Regions from separate parts of the Homo sapiens genome. Here region 2 is linked to region 1. A link is a loop called in an ENCODE intact Hi-C map of the cell type or tissue named here. Cell type or tissue: PC-3. All regions are shown on one strand. Each heading gives the region's core, and the rest is flanking DNA. Links, peaks and the distances in the headings are about the cores only. Region 1 has its middle 83 kb from the start of FST. Region 2 has its middle 16 kb from the start of FST.

Region 1 (10,731 bases), core at 1,866-9,865:
AAGAAGAGCATCGGTGAAGAAACAAATAAAGATAACATAGAATCTGTTACTTTTCTTTTTCTTAAAAGATAACTGTTTAAAGTAATAATAGTAACAATTTGTTAAAGTAATAATAGTAACAATGTCTATAGCATATGGATAAGTGAAATGAATGACTGCAATGTTACAAAGACTGAAAAGAGGAACTGAGCACACAGTTATAAGGCATCTGCATTACACGTGTTCTTTGAAAGTGAACTGATATTTGTTAAAAATATATATTACAACCTCTGGGAAACTTTTTTTTAATTTCAAAAAAGTATAATTGTTATGCTAAAACAGATTTTTTTAAAATCATATAAAATGATCAATTAAAACTGGGAGTGGGAGACCAAAAAAATGTAATAAATAAAAAATAGTTACATAGTACATATTAACTTATTTATATAAATAGCCATTTTTTTTTTTTGAGACAGAGTCTTGCTCTGTTGCTCAAGCTGGAGTGCAATGGCACAATCTCAGCTCACTGTAAACTTCCCTCCTGGGTTCAAGTGATTCTCCTGTCTCAGCCTCCAGGAGAGCTGGGATTATATGAGCACACGACCATGCCCAGAATAGCCACTTTAAATGGTAACAGTATAAAACACTGAGTAAAAGACTACAATTGTTAAGGCAGATTTTTAAAAAAGGCCTAACTAGATATGTCTCTATGAAACCCACTACAAATATAAAGACTCAAGAGAAAAGTAAAGGGATGGAGAAAGAACATCACAATAATACCAATCAAAGTAAGCTGAAGTAGTTGTATAACTTCAGACAAATGTGACTGACTTTAGAAGAGGGAAAATTATCAGAGCTAAAGAGGATATTACACAATGAAAAAGGACTCAATTCTCCAAGAAGGCATAACAATCCTAAACATGTATGCACCTAACAATAATGTCAAAATATATGAAGCAAAAATGGATAGAGCAGCAAGAAGAAATGAAAAAAATCATTATTATAGTTGAAGACTTTAATATGTTTCTGTCAGTAACTGATAGGTCAAGCTGGCACAAATTTAATAAAGATACAGTTGGCCTGAAAAGCACTATCAATTAACTGGATCTAATTGATGTTTATAGAATACTCCATCCAACTACAGCAAAATACACATTCTTCTCAAGCTCACATGAACATTCGCCAGGATAGGTCACATTATTAGCCACCGAGTACACCTTAACATGTTAAGAGAATATAAATCATATGAAGCATGTTCTCAGACAACCATGGAATTAAAGGAGAAATCAGCAACAGAATGATAGCTGGAAAACACTGAAATATTTGGAAATTGAACAACATATTTCTAAATAACACATGACTTAAAGAAGAAATATCAAGAGAAATTTAGAATATTGAACTAAACGAAAGTAAAATACAATTTTTCAAACTTTGTGAGATAGAGTTACAGCAGTGCTAAGAAAGAAATCTGTAGCATTAAATGCCATTAAAAAGGAGAAAGATCTAAAATCAAAAACCTGTGTCCACCTTAAGAAACCAGAGAAAGAAGAACAATTAAAGTCTAAATGAAACAAAAGAAAATAAGTATAAAAATTTGAACATAAGTCAATGAAACTGAACATGAGAAAATAATAAGAGAAAATGAGTGAAATCAAAAGCTGATTCTTTAAAAAGATTACTAAAGTTGACAAAACTATTGCCAGGCTAACAAAGAAAAACAGAGAGAAGACACAAATAACCAATATAAGAATAAAATAAGAATCACCATTACTAACCCCATGAATATTAAAAGTGTAATACATGAATATTATAAACAACTCTATGCTCACAAATTTGATAGCTTAGATGAAACTGACAAATTCCTTGAAAGACTCAAACTATCAAAACTCACATAAGAAACAGAGATTGCATATCTCTTATTCAAAATGCTTAAGACTAGAACTGCTTTAGATTTTGAATTTTTTCAGATTTCGGAATATTTGCACATACATAAGGAGATATCTTGGGGATGGTACCCAAGTCTAAACACAAAATTAGTGTATGTTTCATGTACACATTGCCAGAAGGAAATTTTATACAATATTTTTAATAATGTTATGGATGAAACAAAGTTTTAACAGCACTTTTTAAATTTTTTAAAACTGCTTGTGAGTACAAGGGAAGCGTACATATTTATGATATGTACATATTTATGATATGATATTTTGATACAGACATGCCATATGTAATAATCACATCAGGATAAATGGGGCACCCATCACCTGAAGAATTTATCTTTTCTTTGTGTTACAAACAATCCAATTATACTCTTTTAGTTATTTTAAAATGTACAATAAATTATTGCTGACTGTAGTCACTCTGTTGTGCTATCAAATACTTGATCTTATTTATTCTAATTATAATCTTATATCAATTAACCATCTCCACTTCTCCCCCACCCCACTACCCTTCTCAGCTTCTAGTTACCATCATTCTACTTTCTATCTTATAGAGTTCATTTCTTATAAACTTTAGTTCCCACAAATTAGTGAGAACATGTGAAGTTTATCTTTATCTTATTTCACTTAACGTAATAAACTGTAATTCCATTCATATTGTTGCAAATTACAGAATTTTATTCTTTTTATGGCTGAATAGTACTTCATTGTGTACCACCACATTTTCTCTATCCATTCATCTGTTGATGAACACACATTACTTCCAAATCTTCACTATTGTGAATAGTGTTACAGTAAACTGAGAGTGCAGGTATTTTTTCAATATACTGATTTCCTTTCTTTTGGGTATATACCTAGCAGTGAGATTTCTGGATCATATGGTAATTCTATTTTTAGTTTTTTGAGAAAGCTCCAAACTATTCCCCATGGTGGTTGTACTCATTTATATTCCTGCCAACAGTGTACAAATGTTCCATTTTCTCCATATTCTTGCCAGCATTGGTTATTGCCTATCTTTTGGATAAGAGCCATTTTAACTGGGGTAAGATGATATCTCATTTTTGTTTCAATTTGCATTTCTCTGATGCATAATGATGTTGGCACCTCTTCATATGCCTGTTGCCATTTGTATGTTTTCTTTAGAGAAATGTCTATTCAGATCTTTTGCCCATTTTTAAATTAGATTATTAGATTTTTTTTTCCTATAGAGTTGTTTGAGCTCCTTATATATTCTGGTTATTAATCCTTTGTCAGATGGGTAGTTTGCAAATATTTTCTCCCATTCTGTAGGTCGTCTCATCTCATGAATGTTTTATTTTAGTAGTTGCATAGTTTGAGGTCTCAGATTTAGGTCTTTAATACATTTTTATTTGTTTTTTGTATATGACAAGAGATAGGGATCTAGTTTCATTCTTCTGCATATGGTTATCCAGTTTTCCCAGCATATCCAGTTTTCCCAGCACCATTTAGGGAAGAGACTATCCTTTCCCCAATGTATCTTCATGGCATCTTTGTTGAAAATGAGTTCATTGTAAAAACATAGATTTAGTTCTGAGATCTCTATTCTGTTCCATTTGTCTATGTGTCTGTTTTTATACCAGTACCATGCTCTTTGGTTACTAGAGTTCTGCAGTATAATTTGAAGTCAGGTAATGGGATTCCTAGTTTTGTTCTTTCTGCTTAGGACATCTTGAGCTATTCTTGGTCTTTTGTGGCTCCATATAAATTTTAGGGTTATTTTTCTATTTCTGTGAAGCATGTTATTGGTATTTGGATGGGGATTGCATTTAATGTGTAGATCGCTTTGGGTAGTATGGATGTTTTAACAATATTCATTCTTCCAATCCATGAACATGGAATATATTTTCATTTTCTTGTGTCCTCTCCAATTTCTTCAATTACTTACATCAATGTTTTATGGTTTTAGTTTTTGTTTTTGTTTTTTTGAGATGGAATCTCACTCTGTCACCCGGGCTGGAGTGCAGTGGCATAATCTCAGCTCACTGCAACCTCTGCCTCCCAGGTTCAAGTGATTCTCCTGCCTCAGCCTCCCGAGTAGCTGGGACTACAGGTGCCCGCCACCATGCCCGGCTAATTTTTTGTGTTTTAGTAGAGACAGGGTTTCACTATGTTGGCCAGGCTGGTCTCAAACTCCTGACCTCATGATCCACCCGCCTTGGCCTCCCAAAGTTCTGGGATTACAGGCGTGAGCCACTGCACCCGGCCTGTTTTATAGTTTTCATTGTAGAGATTTCCTTTTTTTTTTTTTTTGTTAATTCATGAGTATTTAATTTTATTTGTGGTGATTATAAATGGGACTCATTTCTTTATTTCTTTTTCACATTGTCCTCTGTTAGCATATAGAAATGCTACTGATTTAGGTATGTTGATTATGTGTCCTGCAACTTTACTAAATCTGTTTATCACTTCTAATAATTTTTTAGTGGTCTTCAGATTTTTCCAAATATAAGATCACATCATCTGCAAACAAGGATAATGTAACTTTTTCCTTTCCAATTTGGATGCCTTTTATTTCCTTCTCTTGTCTGATTGTGCTAGCAAGAACTTGCTGCACTATGTTGAATAACAGTGGTGAAAGTGAGCATCCTTTTCATGTTCCAGATCTTAGAGGAAAGGCTTTCAGTTTTTCCCCATTCAGTATGATACTAGCTGTGGGCCTGTCACATATGGCTTTTATTGTGTTAAGGTATGTTCCTTCTAAACCCAGCTTTTTAAGGGCTTTTTGCATGAAGTGATGTTAAATTTTATCAAATCTCTTCTCAATCAATTGAAATGATCATATGATTTTTGTCCTTCATTCAGTTGACATGATGTATTAACTTGATTGATTTGCATGTGTTGAACCATCCTCGCAGCACTCTTCCCTCCCCTTTTCACATGTAGAAGAGTCTCTCCTCATGGCTACCACTGCCCCATTTTCATGATGAGTACTACCTGACTACTGCTGATGTTCATTCAAGGCCCAGGGGCTTTTCAATCAGCTTATGGAGAAGGCTGCCAGGCCTGAGACTCTCCCTTCAGGGCAGTGGGCTCCCTTCTGGCTCAGGGCAGGTCCAGAAATGCTGTCCAAGAGCCAAAGCCTGGAATCAGGGACTTCAAGGGCCCACTTGTTGCTTTACCTCACTGTGGCTGAGCTGGTACCTAAGCTGCAAGACAAAGTTCCCTTTAGTCTTCCCTCTCCTTTTCTCAAGCAGAAATCCCTTCCCATAGCCACCACAGCTGGGAATATGCCCGGTCACATCTGAAGCACATCTCTGAATCTCACCAAAGGTCCACAGGGACTACTGCCTGGTACCACTACTGATTATTCAGGGCCCAAGGGCTGTTTCGTCAGCAGTGATGAATCCTGCCAGGATTGGGTCATTTCCTTCAAAGCAGTGGGTTCCCTTCTGGCCCAGGGTGTGTCTGGAAATGTCTACAAGCTAGGGCCTGGAATTGGGGATCTGATATGGTTAGGCTTTGTGTCCCCACCCAAATGTCATTTTGAATTTTAATCCCCCAGTGTCAAGGAAGAGATCTGGTGGGAGGTGATTAAATCACAAGGGTGGTGTCCCCCATGCTGTTCTCGTGATAATGAGTGAGTTCTCACGAGGTCTGGTGGTTTTATAAGTGTCTGACAGCTCCTCCTTTATGCATTCACTGTCTTTCACCTGCCACCACGTAAGATGTGCTTCTTCCCCTTCTGCTATGATTTTAAATATCCTGTGACCTCCCCAGCCATGTGGAACTGTGAATCAATTAAACCTCTTTTCTTTATAAATTACCCAGGCTTGGGAAGCTCTTTATAGTGGTGTGAGAATGGACTATTATAGGGTCTCAGCTCTCTCCCTGGTGCTCTATCTTAACGTGGCTGAGCTGGTATCCAAGTTGCAAGACAGTCCTCTTTACTCTTCCCTCTCCTTTCCTCTAGCAAAGGAAGGAGTCTCCCCCGGAGCTGCAAGCTGTATTGCCTGGGGTTGGGTGAGGAGTGACAAAAGCACTCCCTTGGTCACTCCAACTGGTGTCTCACTGAGTCATGTGCCCCCAGAGTCCACTGGCTCCATGCCCAGCATAGCACTGGGACTTGCCCAGGAATTGTAGTGCTTTTGGCCTGGACTGCCTTTCAAGTTTATTTGGAGTCACAGAGCACTTTAGCCCCTTTTAGTCAGAATTCAGTTTCCAGCTGCTGGGATGAGCAAGTCTCTTCTAGATAGGGCTGGTCTAAATGCTCACTCTGTGGGTGCTAGCTGAATTCTGCCTAAAATTGCTTTTCACAGTGTCAAGACAGCATGGAGTTCTAAAGCAAAATCCCACAATCACTATGGTCTTCCTTCCCCAAGCGCACAGATTCTCCATGCCATGTGGCAACTGTTGAGGGAATGGGGAAGGGGTGGTGGCAGCAATTCAAGACTATCTTTTCTACCCTCTTATGCCTTTTTAATGATATGAAGTTAAAACCAGGCACTGTTCCCTTTAGTCTTGAGTTTCCTGAGGTTCAAATTGCAATATTTTATTGAGGATTTTTGCATCTGTGTTCACAAGAGGTGTCAGTGTATATTTTTCTTGTAATGTCTTTATCTGGTTTTGGTATCAGGATAATACTAGCCTCATAAATGAGTTAGGAAGTTTTGCTCTCCTCAGATTTTCTGGAAGATATTGTAAAGCATTGGCATTATTTCTTCCTTCATGTTTGGTAGAATTCACAAGTGAAAACATCTGGGCCTGGTGCTTTCTATTTTGTACAGTATTAATTGTTGATTCCATTTCTTTAATGATATACACCTATGTGAATTAGCTATTTCTTATTGTACAAATTTTACTAGATTGTGTATTTTATGTAATTATTTTTTAGATTGTGTCTTTTAAGAAATTAGTCAATTCAATCCAAGTTAGCAACCTCATGGGTATAGAATCTCCAAACTTTTTTATTCCTTTCTTTACAATCTGCCATAGCAGTTTTTGCTTCTCTATCTCATTTAATGTGGACCATGACTTTCCATAAAGGTCCAAGAGCAATCCAGCAGTGTACTAGAATTATCTCCAAGGGTGCTTGCCATATGTTAAATTCTGTATCATGGACAGTACCTTCTTATTAAAAAAGATATAATCACTCCCCCTTATTAGTTTTCCCCAGCACATGCCTGGATGATTTAGGCTTAAATGTAATCCTAGTATTGGTCTAGTGGTCAGAAGGAGAATTGAGGGCAAATTCTGAAGAGAATCAATACTTTATTGCTACCTGTCTAATAGTCTTCAAGAAAAGGAGACTCTATATTTTTGCAATGGAGAGTTGGTGCCACTTCTACAAGCCCAGAGAGCACAAGAGGATTATTAATGCTCAATATATCTACCCAGATAACCTTCTATCAAGTCTTACAGTCTCACTCCTTCTCTATCAGGGGATTATCTTTAGCATAGGAAATTTGGCTAGACTGAGAATTCACCTGTCTTTGAAGTACTGCCACTCCTAGAAATTAGGTCCTGGGCCTGATCGTCAGCTGTATCTGTCCTCCACTAGCGAGAAACGAGGTCACTTTGAAGGCGACCTAAGCAGCCCCCTAACTCTCACATTTTGCTTTAAATTGGTGTCAGAGGGTCAGGTGCAGTGGCTCATGCCTGTAATCCCAGCACTTTGGGAGGCTGAGGTGGGCAGATCACCTGAAGTCGGCAGTTCGAGACCAGCCTGACCAACATGGAGAAACCCCGTCTCTACTGAAAATACAAAATTAATTGGGCATGGTGGCACATGCCTGTAATCCCAGCTACTCGGGAGGCTGAGGCAGGAGAATCGCTTGAACCCAGGAGGCAGAGGTTGTGGTGAGCCAAGATGGCACCATTGCACTCCAGCCTGGCCAACAAGAGCGAAACTCCATCTCAAAAATAAAATAAAATAAAATAAAATGGTGGCAGATTTCCTGAGCCTATAATTTTCTCTTTTCAAAATATTCTGCAACAACCACCAAATTTTCCAGTTCTTGTAATTATTCTCTTCTATGTTCCAAATGCCATAGATATTTTACAAACCTATGCAACCTCTTTCATAATATCCTATCCTAGTTCACTACAAGTGAATGTCTCAGCAGTTGTCCTCTACTGCATACCACAACAGGCTATCAGAACTGGTAATGAGGTACTCTGTCATGCATCCAGAAAGTGATCCAAATTGGGGATCCCATTCCTAGAGTCTGCTTCCTGGAAGCACTTCTGGAAATGACTGCATTAGATTGAGTTCCCCAGACACAAGGCCTGAGACAGGGTTTGTAATGCATGTGATTTGAGAGAGTGCTTTTCAGGAAATTATTCCTATATAGGGAGAGAAGGAAATATAACAGGAAAGGATAAAGAGCCAAGTAAGGCTGTGTTTTCTGGTAAAGGCTAGCTACGGCTTAATCCAGAGGGGAGGCTCAGAAGCATAAACCACACCGTGGTGTTGACCCTTCTTGAGGCAAGGAATCCAGCAGTAGTCCCATATTAGTCATTCACTGTCTGAGGACCATTCCCAGAGGAGATATAACTTCCCAGGGGTGGTGGTTCTCATTAGAAGATGGCAATTCTCTGAAACATTTGACATTGTTAGCAGTTGACACACAGCATCTAGAGGTGTGGGTGCACTGCCTTGCTAAATGGGGATCTGGGTAAGACATTATTACATTACAAGTGGTGAAAGGAGAGTCTTTTCTATACTCAGTGCTATGAAAACTGGATATCCAGTTGATGCAAAAAATATTGAATTACCTTCATGCCATATTAAAACTTTATTTAATTCCAAGCATTGTAAATATATATATTAAAGGTTGTTACACAATAACATCCCCAGAAAAAAGTATGCTATCTTCATATTCTTAGAATAGTATAAAATTTCTTGACCATCACATGAAAAAAGCATTATCCTTAAAGAACATGATTGTTTAAATTAATTACTTTTGCACATTTAAGGACATCATTAAGAGAATGAAAAGGCAAACCACAGAAGGGAAGAAGATACAGGCATTATAGATATCTGACAAAAGATTGATCAGAGTATATGACAGTCCTACAAAGTAATGAGAAAAAGACTAACAACTTTATTTTTACAATTATTTTTGCAAAAGATATGGACATGCTCTTCATAAGAGGATATGGCTGTCAAACATATGAAAGAGCGCTCAGGATCATTAATCAAGAAAATCTGAAACCACTATGTATCCATCTGAGTGACTAAAATTAAAAAGACTAATGATAATAAGTGCTGACTGGGATGTGGAGAAACTGGAACTCTCCTCCACTGCTACTGGGAGGATAAATCGTGACCATTTGAAAAACCATTTAGCTATATATACTACAAGAGTATACACACTCAATGACATAGAAATTTCATTCATAGGTAAAATATTTAAGAGAAATGTGTATATATGCAGACAAAAGAGCATGTGCAAGAATGTTCATAGCAATGTTATTTGTAATAGCTGAAAACTGGAAACCAAAATGCCCCTGAAGAGTAAAATAGGTAAGTATATTTATATCATGAAATTTTATACAGTAATAAAAATAAACAAATTACTGCCACATACAGCAGTATAAATTAATCTCACAGAAAATAAAATCAAAGCATATAATTTCATTTATATGAAGTGTAAGTTGTTACCTCTGAGGGAACAAGAGAGGATCATTATTAGGAACAGGCATGAGAGGATTGGCTGGGTGTTGGTAATGTTATGTTTCTTCCTAATCATTTTGCAAAAATTAATCAAGCAGCACAATGGGGATTTATGCCTCTACCTGTATGCATTTTATATTTTAATATACAATACAATTTTAAAACAAAATATAAAGGACTTGCAATTAATAAATCATGATTTTCTGAGTTAGCCCAGGAACAACCTTTAAATAGCCTTTAAAAAATATGTATCAGGTCTCATGCTAAAATCCGTATTAATTACAGTTGGATAATTCTTTGTACTTTACAAAGTCTTTTCATATATTATCTTTTTATTGATGTAATGTAATGGTAAATCAGTATTAGAACATTTCTGAAGTGAAGGGAAACCAGAGCCCAGCTATGCCCACACAAAATCTGTGTGAAGTTATCTCACATTTGAGAGGGAAAACTGCAAGAGAAGTAAAATGCTGCTAACTTTTTTTAATCCCTCAAGTGTATCCAGGGAAGTCCAATTTTATTTTTCCCACCCCTTCATCATATGTTTCCCACAATATTTTTCCCTTTCTCTCTTTTTCTCTCTCTTCCTTTTCCCCTCCTCTGAGATTCCCTCCTTTTCTTCCATTTTCTTCCTTCTTCAGTCTCCTCTACAGTAGTTTCATGGAGATAGTAGAGACAGTGGTGAAGGTATCACCATTAAGGCTATTCATGGGGAGAATGGTTTATTCTTCTGATATTTTCCATTTCAAACACTAGTGTTAATTCTTTATCTGTCTAAATTTTCTCAAAAAAAAATATGGTAGAGCACATGATGTAGGTAGTTAACTGTCCACCAAAAATTCATGGTCTCCCATCCACAGTGTAGAGATTCTTTGAAAAGTGACTGCCCAGCTAAGGACTACGTTTTCCGGTCTTCTCTACAACTAGGTAAGACCATATAAATTGAGTTCTAGCCTATGAACTCAAGATTTCCACTCATGCCATGGAAATGTTACATGCCATGTCCAGTTCTGGTCCATAAAATTCTTTTCTCTGGCTTATTTTCCCTAGTAGGAAATCCCTGTTGGGAAAACCTTGGTGCATCCATATACTGAAGTTAGCAAGACCTCTATCAACCTAGATTTCTAAATGACTGTGTGGAGAAAAGCTACTGCCCACATTTTCCCCTGCCTACCACTG
Region 2 (10,731 bases), core at 1,419-9,418, 67 kb after region 1:
TCCTACCTGATGTTGACATAAGTGCCATGTTCCAAATTTGAAAATCCTGGTTATTTTCTAAAAACTTCTAAAGATTAAATATATGATGTATGTGTCACATTATCTCCTGAAGCAGAATGCACTTTAAAAATATGTTACTACTTTCTAAATCCAATCATGAATTATTTAATTTGTGCACCATGTGAAGATAATTAATACAAAGTAAAGCTGCTGGTTGTCATTTTTAAATAATTTCTCAGTAGAGTTCATTTCCAATAAATAAACTTGATATTCTAAGATTTACTCCTTACTTTTTAGAAAAGTGGTAAACATTAACAGAACATACTCCTAGAACTTTCTGAGAATGATTTTTGTTTTCTCACAAATTCAGAGAATTGGAGTTCTCACTGGGGATGCTGATGAGAAGAGCGAAGGACAAAGACTCTCTGGAATTCCTCTGTTCCTTCTTTTTACAGACTCCAGAGGACCTGAACAAGCACACGTGTTTTAAAGATGCTAGGCTTATGGTAACAGTGTTTGCATTTGATAAGGGAAACCATGTACAGCCTCCACTTGCCTACAGTATTACCAAGAAATCTTTAACATCTCTTTGAATTGAATCAGGCTTCATTCATTTATTCATCAAATTTTTATTCATTATTTTCTATGTGCCAGAATGGTGTAAAAGAATCAACAATGCATTAGTCAAACAAAATTGACCTCATCCTCATCTCCAATTGGTTAGGAAAGAGTTTGAAAATGTAACCAAACTAATTCTCAGACTAAGCGTAAATAGATTGAAAAACGTATTTTTTAAATGTTTTGTCCTCCTGGAAGTAAAATGAATTTCTACAAACCATAACTTTGTTTGGTAATTGAAAGTTTATTAAACCATGACCCAAAAATCCTTGTCTTCAAGCCATTCACTCCAGGACAAAACCTCAGAGAAGTATAAAAATGAATTGGGATAGGGATTTTAACATATTTGAAAAGAGCTATAATGTATCATATAATCATTCCTCCCAGTTCTCAAGCCCTAGCTCAAACTTCATCTCATTGTTGAAATCTTTCACAAATTTCACTAAACTCCTGCAAGCCATAAATAATCTTTACCTTTGGGGTTTTATAGCACTTACCAAACGCAGCCTGATGTCACGAGTTCAGGTGTACAGTTGTGCACATGTTTTCCGTTTAATGAGTACCCAACACATTAGAAACAGTGCGGTGCTTAAGAGTGGGGGTTCCAGCCCAGATTTCTGAAGTTGACTCCCATGTCTGTGTGGCTATAGTCTCTCTGTTACTCAGTTTTCTCATCTGTAAAAAAAAAATTATAATAGTCCTACCACATGGAATGATAATGATGATTAAAATACCATGATAAACTGCCATAGCCAAGAGGAGCCTAAGGAAATAGGACGACTAAGGTAATGTGGTATTTCAGATAGACCCTGGAACAGAAAAAAAAAATTAAGTAGAAACTAAGGAAATTAAAACAAAGTATGAACTTTTCTTAATAATATTGTATCAATATTGTTTCACTAATGTGACAAATGTACCATACTAATGTAAGATTCTTTTTCTTTTTTTTTGAGATGGAATCTTGCTCTGTCGCCCAGTCCGGAGTGCAGTGGCGCAATCTTGGCTCACTGCGACCTACGCCTCCCCACCTCAAGCGATTCTCCTGCCTCACTCTCCCAAGTAGCTAGGACTACAGGCGTGTGCTACCACGCCCAGCTAATTTTTGTATTTTTAGTAGAGACAAGGTTTCACCATGTTGGCCAGGCTGGTCTCAAACTTCTGACCTCAGGCGATGAGCCTGCCTCGGCCTCCCAAAGTGCTGGAATTACAGGTGTGAGCCACCGTGCCCAGCCTAATGTAGGATATTGATAATAAGGGAAATTGAGTATAGGGTATGTGAAACTTTCTTTACAACTTTTCTGTAAATCTAAATCTACTTTCAAATAAGGTTTATTGAAAAAGTAAAAATTAGAATTAGGAGAAACTTTAAATGTTAATAAAGGCAAACCATTTAGAAGACTATATGGCCTATAGTAGACACTCATTAAAAGGTAAGAAGCAACTGTTAGGAGTACTACTAGTAATGGTACTGTGAAGCCAACAAAAGCTTTTAAGCAAAATTGCTGATTTCTTATTCCCTTAGGCTTTCTCTTTTGTTTTTGTTGTTGCTTTTGAGGTTTTATTTTTTGTACAACATTTAGCAAAAGGCTGTAACTGTAAACAAAACTATGATTTAATTTTTCAATCTTATTATTTCAGCATTATGTAGGAATGGGTTTAGTGCCAAAGACTGTATTCATCATCATGTCTTTTGGTCATAATCATATGCAGTATGATTAGATAAATAGGCACACCCAAAATGTCAACGGCACCTGTTTGAGAAGCTATAAACTTATTCCATTGGTTTCCATTTCACATGTTCTTTTAGTTACTGAATTATAATTTATCATGTGTATTTCATAGTAACAAGTACAAATCTAGTCATTTCATGCCCTTTAACAGCTTTACATTATCTACAAGATTGAGTCTAAATGTCCTAATTTGTCATTCTAGGACCTGTACAATTTAATCTTCACAGATTCATCGATCACCTGCCCCATAATCCTATGTTCTTCATGCATTTATGCTTTTTCTTGTGCTTTTTCCTGTAATATTTATCTATTCATTCTTCTTATAATAAAATAATTCTCATCCTTTGACATCTTTTCCATATGTTATGAGCACTTCTCCTATTTCTTCAGAAAAAATTAATTATTGATGCCTCCATTCTTCCACAGCATTTTACCCATAATGATTATAAAAATTTTAATCTTCTGGGGAACACTAAAATATGATTTATTCATTTTCATGTGTATTTTTTGAATTGGATTTACTGATTTCAAAGGATCCTTTCATGGAAACATAATGACCATGACTAGCTAAGCCAAAAAATTCACATAGAACATGTTTCTATACTGAAATCCCTTAGACATGATATATATCATCTATGCTACACTGTCACTCACATGGGTTAAGGTTGCTTTGGAATTAGTGCATAGCTGTTTAATGTGTTTAGTCTATACCTTAATTAGACACTCCTTAAGAGACACAATTGCATCTCTCTCTTCTTTTGTTCTCTTGAGAGTCAAAACCATCAGTCACAGTAGCTGTACATAATAAAGTGAATAGCCACATATTTATAATACTTGGCAACCTTCACTCTTTATTCAACTAGTTTAATTCTTAGTGTTGATTGTCTTCAATTTTATCTTTGGGAATTGCCAGTACTTAACCTGCCTGAATTTTCTTTTATCCTTAAGCAGCTAGGGATACATTAAAAAATGTTGCTTCACTTTATAGAGGGACTAGGGTTTCCTCAGAAAAAGCCAAAGTTGACCAATAAACGTATATATTTTTTCTTTACAAAATTAACATACTGAATGAAAATTCAAATAATACCAAAAAGTGGAAAGATCAATCCCTCCCTAATCCCCCAATATAGCAATTTATTATATAATGTGTATACTTCTCATTTCTATATACACTAAAAATCTCATATATATTAAATATATACATTATTTAATTTTTACACATATAAATTTATATCAACCATTCAACTTAACAAATAAGAGACATTTTCTTATGTGTATGCTTCACTTCTTTTATTTTTATTTTGACCAAGCCATATGAATCTATTTGCAAAGAGAAGTTTTGATGAGAAGCAGAAATTCTGAATATGGAATATGGTAAAGAAAATAAGTGCCCAAATTCCACATCTGTCTTACAGACATACGTTTTTCCTCAATGAACCAAGGGGATCAAGTTCTGTGGTATCAGAGACAATCCTCAAAAAGCCCAGAACTTAATTCTTAAATTTAAACTTAATCCTGGCCCACTTTATTTCCACATCTTTGATATTATTGGTTCAATATTCTGTTAACCCAACTCATACTCTTATGCCAGATTCCTAACAAGTAGGTATCTTGACAAGAGAATTTCCCTAAACTCCTAAAATTATGAAGCCAGTATGTTAGATTCGATGGCAGACTTTGCTAAAGTATGAAATCTGCTCTCTACCACCAGTTGAATTCGGGTACATCTATTTGTGCAGTGTGCTAGACAAAACCGTGCTTCTACAAGCCAGAATCAGACTATGCCCAGCATCCTCTTAAAAATCAAGCCAGCACAGAAGGCAGTATCATGTAACGTTGGTGCAATCATTCAGGAACTTCTATATATTCAGTGACTCTACTTCTAAACCCAAAGCACAAGAAACAACATGAGATCCCATGGGATTCTGTCCTAGATGATGCAAAATAATCCCAATGCAAAAATATAATCCAAACCTGAGGTAGTGTAGCCACCTTCACAGAGGAAACCTTCACAAATCCATTGAGGAGAGAACTAAATGCAAATTCCACCACCTAGGAAACTTATTGTTCAGAGATGCTTGGGCAGCCTAAAAAAATAGGACACTTGTTTCAAGAAGCTCCCTTCTGGTGGAAATCACCCCAAAAGGACTAAGACATGACACCAGGCAGTCAACTAAACCTGTGCCCTGTAAGCACCTGTTCAAAGGACAACCAACAGTAACTTGGATCCCCACCCACATTCCCAGCAGTCTCCACATCAACACCCATGTGCCAGAACTGACATGAGTGGAAACACAAGGGTTCCAAAAACACAGTTCCAGAGTCACTCCATCAGCATTTAAGTTCTGCTCATTGAATCTCTGTCACCGGACATGTGCACTAAACCACAGCAGCTGTGCCAACCACAGGCCAAAGGAGCTTGATTAGAGGCAGAGCCAAGTTAAAAGGAGTGGGAAGAATGTGTAGAAGCTGAACAGTTAGTAATGTGGCATATACTCTGACTCCTGGGAAAGCAAAGCAGTCAACAGATCTGTGCTGCATATTTCAAACCTAGAGGACCTTTTTGTTAACTGAGATTTCATGCAACCCCAGAGGTGAACAGGCAAAGCCACCAATGGTGACAGCCTGTCTACATGTGTGCTTAGATGAGATTGTACTGTGCGTCATTAATCTGGCAGCTTTGAGCCCCATTCATACACATAAATAGTAATGCTGTCAGCAGCAGCATCTACTAGCACCAAGGACAAAAATAAATACTTCAACATGAAGTATAGACACAGGCCAAGACAGGTCTCTCTTGAGTTTTGAATTCTCATCATAGACTAAAGATGATTGATGGTGATAGTGCTGTGGTTAATGGACATACCACTGTATTTCCCATCACTTTTCAAGTACATGCTTCTGATTCCCTTGATTATTTTCAGTCTTTGCAAATGTTATTCTTCCTGAAATCCCCACTCCACTTTCTCAGTTGCCTCAGCTAACCAGTGGTTTCACTGAGCTCCCTTTCATTTCTGACATGTAACATGCAAGCTTTCATTGTTCAGCTACCTGGGCATTTCTCTTTTCCCCGGCACCCTCCCCCAACCATTTCACCAGACTGTGCTAGTCTATCAAGATGAAAACAACACTATGACACTCGGAACAAACTTCTCCTGTCAGATGCACACAGGGGGCCCTCTGTTGCACAATCTGCACTTGTTCCTCATGCAACAGAGATTCAACTCACAGATACGAGATCCAGACTGCAGATCAGAGGGGAGACTGACTTCTGCCCTTCATTTGAGCCAAAGAATACTTATCTCCTTATTTCCAACTTCTCAAGTTGCAGCTAGACCTGGGGAGATGTAAATATGTAAGTAAAACCAAAGACCATATTCACAGGTTATCCCTTTCAAAATGCCAGTACTTCTCAGTTGGCTTATCGCAGGCTGATTCCACTCTTTATTCATAAAGAGCCAATAGCAAGAAAAGGCAGCTCAGTGTGCGGGAAGGATTGCAGGAGTTACCGCCATATACTGATCTTTTTGTTCTGACACATTGATATGTGGGATTGGGCTGTGGGCAAAGTTACTATGTCTCTCTTTCTTGCAGCCCTAGGCTATCCTTAATCCATAGCTCTGCTGAAGAGATCCTTTCTAGGGAAAACATAACATAGGAAATTTAAATGATTGTTGCTGGTGTTTAATATTTATTGAACACCCACAACTGGACCAGGCACTCTACCGATGTGTAGCTTGCATCTTATTAGAATTTTCTGGGGAAAAACATCACTTTGACTGAAAGCTATTTAAAAAAAAAAAAAGCTGTTGAGCTATTGTAAGAGCAACAAGAATACACATTTCTCAAATATCTCTAATTGCTTTTCATAAGAATACAATTTTCTGCTCCTTCCATTAAGAACAGTCATTAACATGATATACTCAGTGATCCCAACTCTATAGTGCTTCTTTAAACATTTAGTTACATTTGCTAGTAGCTCAGGCTGAAAAAAAAATCACTATGTTAAAACGTATTTGTAAAGATTTTTTTTTTTTTCCAAAACATGTGTAATATAGTTGAAAATAAATTGACCTCACTTTCAAGCTGCACATTGTTAGTCTTTGTCTTGGTTCCCTGCCTTTCTCTTCCTCAGAACCCAAGGTTGGAGCCTCTGTAGCACTCGATCTGCAGAAACCAAGTCTACTTCCTTTCCTGAGATAGTCCGAACAGGAAAAGGAAGCACACAGTAGCCATCACCCCACTCTGTATTCTTACAGAGCTTGGCAACAGGTAACTTTCCCCAGACCCAGGAACCTTCCGTCCTGTCACCTATATCTTCATTGACAACCTGATCTGGAACCCTTCCTGAAACTCAATCTGCAGGCTGAGAACCCTGAACCTTTGTCTACTTCCTACCTGCCTTCCTTCTCAAAGCTAGACCCTGAATGTTGGCAGGAATCCTGAAAAGTGAAAAGTGTTTTTAACTCCTACATTTTCCAGAATACCATGATCTCTGCTGGTAAGACGCTGCTTGCCCTGTTGGACTGGTATTGGTGATCTCCTTAGATTTAAAAAAAAAACTCTGGATGGATATGCACCAAAACATTAATCATGGCTATCTCTGGGTGGTAAGAAAACACATGATTTCAATTTTCTCTTTTATTATATTTTCCAAATATTCTGCAGTGACACGTATTACCTTTTTACACAGGAGGAAAAAAAAGGTTTTCTTTTTTTGTTTTGTTTAAAACTTACCAAGACATACCATTATCCTTCCCGTGTTTCTGTTTCAGTAAATTCTCTTTTTCTCTTTTCCAAATCCAGCCTGTTGAAAAGAGTGTTCTCTCTACAAAGGAGGACAAATCTAAAGACCAAATTCTAAGAGAAAATATTTTTAAAGGGTTTTAAAATCTGTTATACCATAAAAAAGCAAGGTATTGAAATCAGATCCTTTATAGCATAGAAAAAATAAGTGATTTATTAATGATATCAGGAATTGAGATTTTCACAGCACCATGAGAATGATAAAGTAAAATTCTAAGTTAAAAATTATAAGATAAAAAATTAAATTAATATAAAGTTAAAACTCAATTGGAAAATGTAGATCAAAACCACACAGAGGGGCTGGGCTCAGTGGCTCACGCCTGTAATCCCAGCACTTTGGGAGGCTGAGGCAGGTGGATCACCAGGTCAGGAGTTCAAGACCAGCCTGGCCGAGATGGTGAAACCCCATCTCTACTAAAAATACAAAAATTAGCCAGGCGCGATGGCAGGTGCTTATAATCTCAGCTACTCAGGAGGCTGAGGTGGAGAATTGCTTGAACCTGGGAGGTGGAGGTTGCAATGAGCCGAGATTGCGCCACTACACTCCAGCCTGGGCGACAGAGTGAGACTCCAGAAAAAAAAAAAAAAAAAAAAAGCCACGGAGGTGAGAGCAAGACCCAGGGAATTATGCCCAGCATGTTTTATGCAAAAGATGTTCAGCTGTGAATAAGTGTCCCACTCCCTCACCTCTGTTATGGTTTAGTTGCAAGATGTCCATCTTTCTGTGCTGATGGAGAGCTGCCTTCTTATAACCACAGAGTTGGCACCCTACCTGGGAAATGTGTTTCCTTGCAAAACAGATTCCTTAAGTTGTGCTGCAGGCTCTGTGGGTCACTTTCCTCTCTTATGTCTATCAGTACCAAAGTTCACGGTTGTGCATTTGAATTTCTTTAGGCTGAAATTTACAGGTTGCTGCTTTGTGTTTCTTCCTTATAAAATCTCTTTATATGATTTTAGCTTCAAGTAGAATTTACTTTCAAAAAGAAAAAAAAGAAAAAAATGCAATGAGATACTACTTCACAACTATTAAGATTGCTATAATTAAAATGATGATTAATAATAAAGGTTATAGAGGCTGTGGAGAAACTGGAACACTCGTATATTACCAGTGGGAATGTAAAATGGTACAAATGGTTTCCAAAATACTGTTCAGAAAACAGTGTGATAGTTCCTCAAAAAGATAAACATGGAGCTACCATATGACCCAGCAATTCCACACCCAGGTGTATACCTAAGAGAAATGAAAACATATGCTCACACAAAAACTTGTATGTGAATGTTCATAGCAACATTCGTTGCAATAGCCAAAAGGTGGAAAGAACCCAAATGTCCATCAACTGATGAACAGTTAAGCAAAATGTTGTATATCCATACAATGGTATATTATTCAGCCATTTTTATGAAATGAAGTACCAATACTACATGCTGCAATATGGGTGAAACTTGAAAACATTATGCTAAGTGAAAGATGCAAAATCATACAAAAGGTCACATACTATATAATTCCATTTATATGAAATGTCTAAAATAAGCAAATCCATACAGACAGAAAATAGATTAGTAGTTGCTAGGGGTTAGGGGAAAGGAGGAATGGGAAGTGACATGAGTAAAGGTTTTCTTTCTGGGTAATAAAAATGTCCTAAAATTAGCTGGTGATGACAGTTGTAACTTTGAGAATATACCACAAACCACTAAATTATACACTTCAAAAGTACATTTTGGAGGGCACAGTGGCTCATGACCATAATCCCAGCACTTTGGGAGGCCCAGGCAGAAGGATCACTTGACTGCAGGAGTCTGAGACCAGCCTGGGCAACACAGTGAGAACCCATCACTACAAAAAATAAAAAAGAGCCAAGCGTGGTGGCACATGCCTGTAGTCCCAGACACTTGGAAGGCTGAGGTAGAAGGATTCCTTGAGCCGAGAGGTCCAGGCTCCAGTGAGCTGTGATCATGCCACTGCACTCCAGCCTGGGTGACAGGGTGAGTGAGACCCTGTCTCAAAAAATAAAGTGAATTTTATGGTACTTGAATTACACCTCAATAAAACTGTAAAAAATTTTTGTTGTTTGTTTTTGAGACAGAGTCATGCTCTTGTTGCCCAGGCTGGAGTGCAATGGCACAATCTCGTCTCACTGCAACTTCTGCCCCCTGGGTTCAAGCGATTCTCCAGCTTCAGCTTCCCAAGTAGCTGGGATTAACAGGTGTGCACCACCACACCTGGCTAATTTTTGTATTTGTAGTAGATACAGGGTTTCACCATGTTGGCCAGGCTGGTCTTGAACTCCTGACCTCAGGTGATCCGCCTGCCTCCACCTCCCAAAGTACTGGGATTACGGGCATGAGCCACCACGCCCAGCCAAAGCTGTAATCTTTTTAAAGAAATGGAACTGGAAATATCAACATAAATTTGTGATTTAAAAAAATATATTTTTCTAGCTCTGTACAATTAAAATATCCTAAAAGCAATGTCTAGTAGCAAGGAGTACCTCTAGCACCAGCACCCAGATTTTCACCTCTAATGCCATTCCCCAGTTATAAAAAAAATCAGGTCTTCTTCTTGGAGAAAGGCTAATTCTGTGCCTGGGTCAGCAAAGATATAAGGTCAGTCTAGGACAATTTGCACCAAAAGCAAGCAAACTTTCCAAGATTAACAGGATTGTGTGAAAAAGATACAGAGGCTACCTTGAAGGGACTTCCACTGGCCAAGATTATAATGCTTTAGGCAATAAAAGAACAATGGTTACAGTTAATTGAAAATCTATGAATACCCATAAGTCCATATTGGTATCTTTTGAGAACCAGTCTTTGAGAAAGGAAAAACAAGAGCAAACAACAGAAACCTCATTTGTCAACATCATTTGAAATAGCCATTCAACCTACATCTTACTTTAAAAACATGTAAAGGGGGAAAAAATAAACATTTATTCTGCCTTTTCAGTAGAGATTAGGTTTCAAAGTAATTAAATAGCCCCCGTGATACATATATTTGAGCAGAGATCTGAAGGAAGTGAAGGAGCAAGTCATCCTTGCACCTAAAGGAAAAGCTTTCCAAGTCAAAGAAGCAATAAATGTAAAGTTTCTGAGGCAGGAGCACATTTGGAGATCAGTAAGGTTATGGAGAAGAAGAATAAAGAGGAGTTCAATGGGGATATGGGGGAAATGCCTAGGAGCACTGTCTAGGGTTCATAAATGATCTGTCTAAATCATCTGGAAATGAAGGCCTTTTTTTCCCCCCTCCAGTAATGTATGTAATTACCTCCTATATTCCCCTCAATCACCTTCACCTTTTTAGTCTAAAGGTGACAAACATATGTGGATAATACACCTTTATATGGTGCCTACCACAGATACTATTAATTGATTATAGCTTTAGAATCCTTTTCTGCTCCCATTAGATCAAGTTTACCTATTTGTCATTCCTGTCCTATAATCTTAAGAGGTATACACATGTAATCTTTGTCCTGACTGATCCAGAAAGTCTGTGTTGTATGAAAAACACTACATGACTTTGTGGCCTCATTGGTTCCCTAAACCTATCAGCAGCATTTCACTTCCACTTAGTGCAGTTTCCCCA

Evidence for each region. A loop is a pair of places that touch in the nucleus more often than their neighbours do. Peaks named below come from ENCODE experiments on the same cell type or tissue, not always from the same donor. Only the 100,000 strongest peaks of a DNase experiment are listed, where the experiment ranks them.
Region 2: a loop joins it to region 1, with 15 times the contacts of the local background. A loop is called at or near these places in 1 of 110 quality-filtered maps.

The regions. Positions count from the first base shown.
Region 1 is chr5:53,392,086-53,402,816 of GRCh38, forward strand. No RefSeq gene overlaps it. Among named protein-coding and RNA genes, the nearest start is that of FST, 83 kb to the right of the region's middle. In PC-3, for the core only: no CTCF peak of the experiment used is centred there; a DNase peak (open chromatin) is centred at 5,976; H3K27ac peaks cover 2,145 bases.
Region 2 is chr5:53,459,365-53,470,095 of GRCh38, forward strand. No RefSeq gene overlaps it. Among named protein-coding and RNA genes, the nearest start is that of FST, 16 kb to the right of the region's middle. In PC-3, for the core only: no CTCF peak of the experiment used is centred there; no DNase peak of the experiment used is centred there.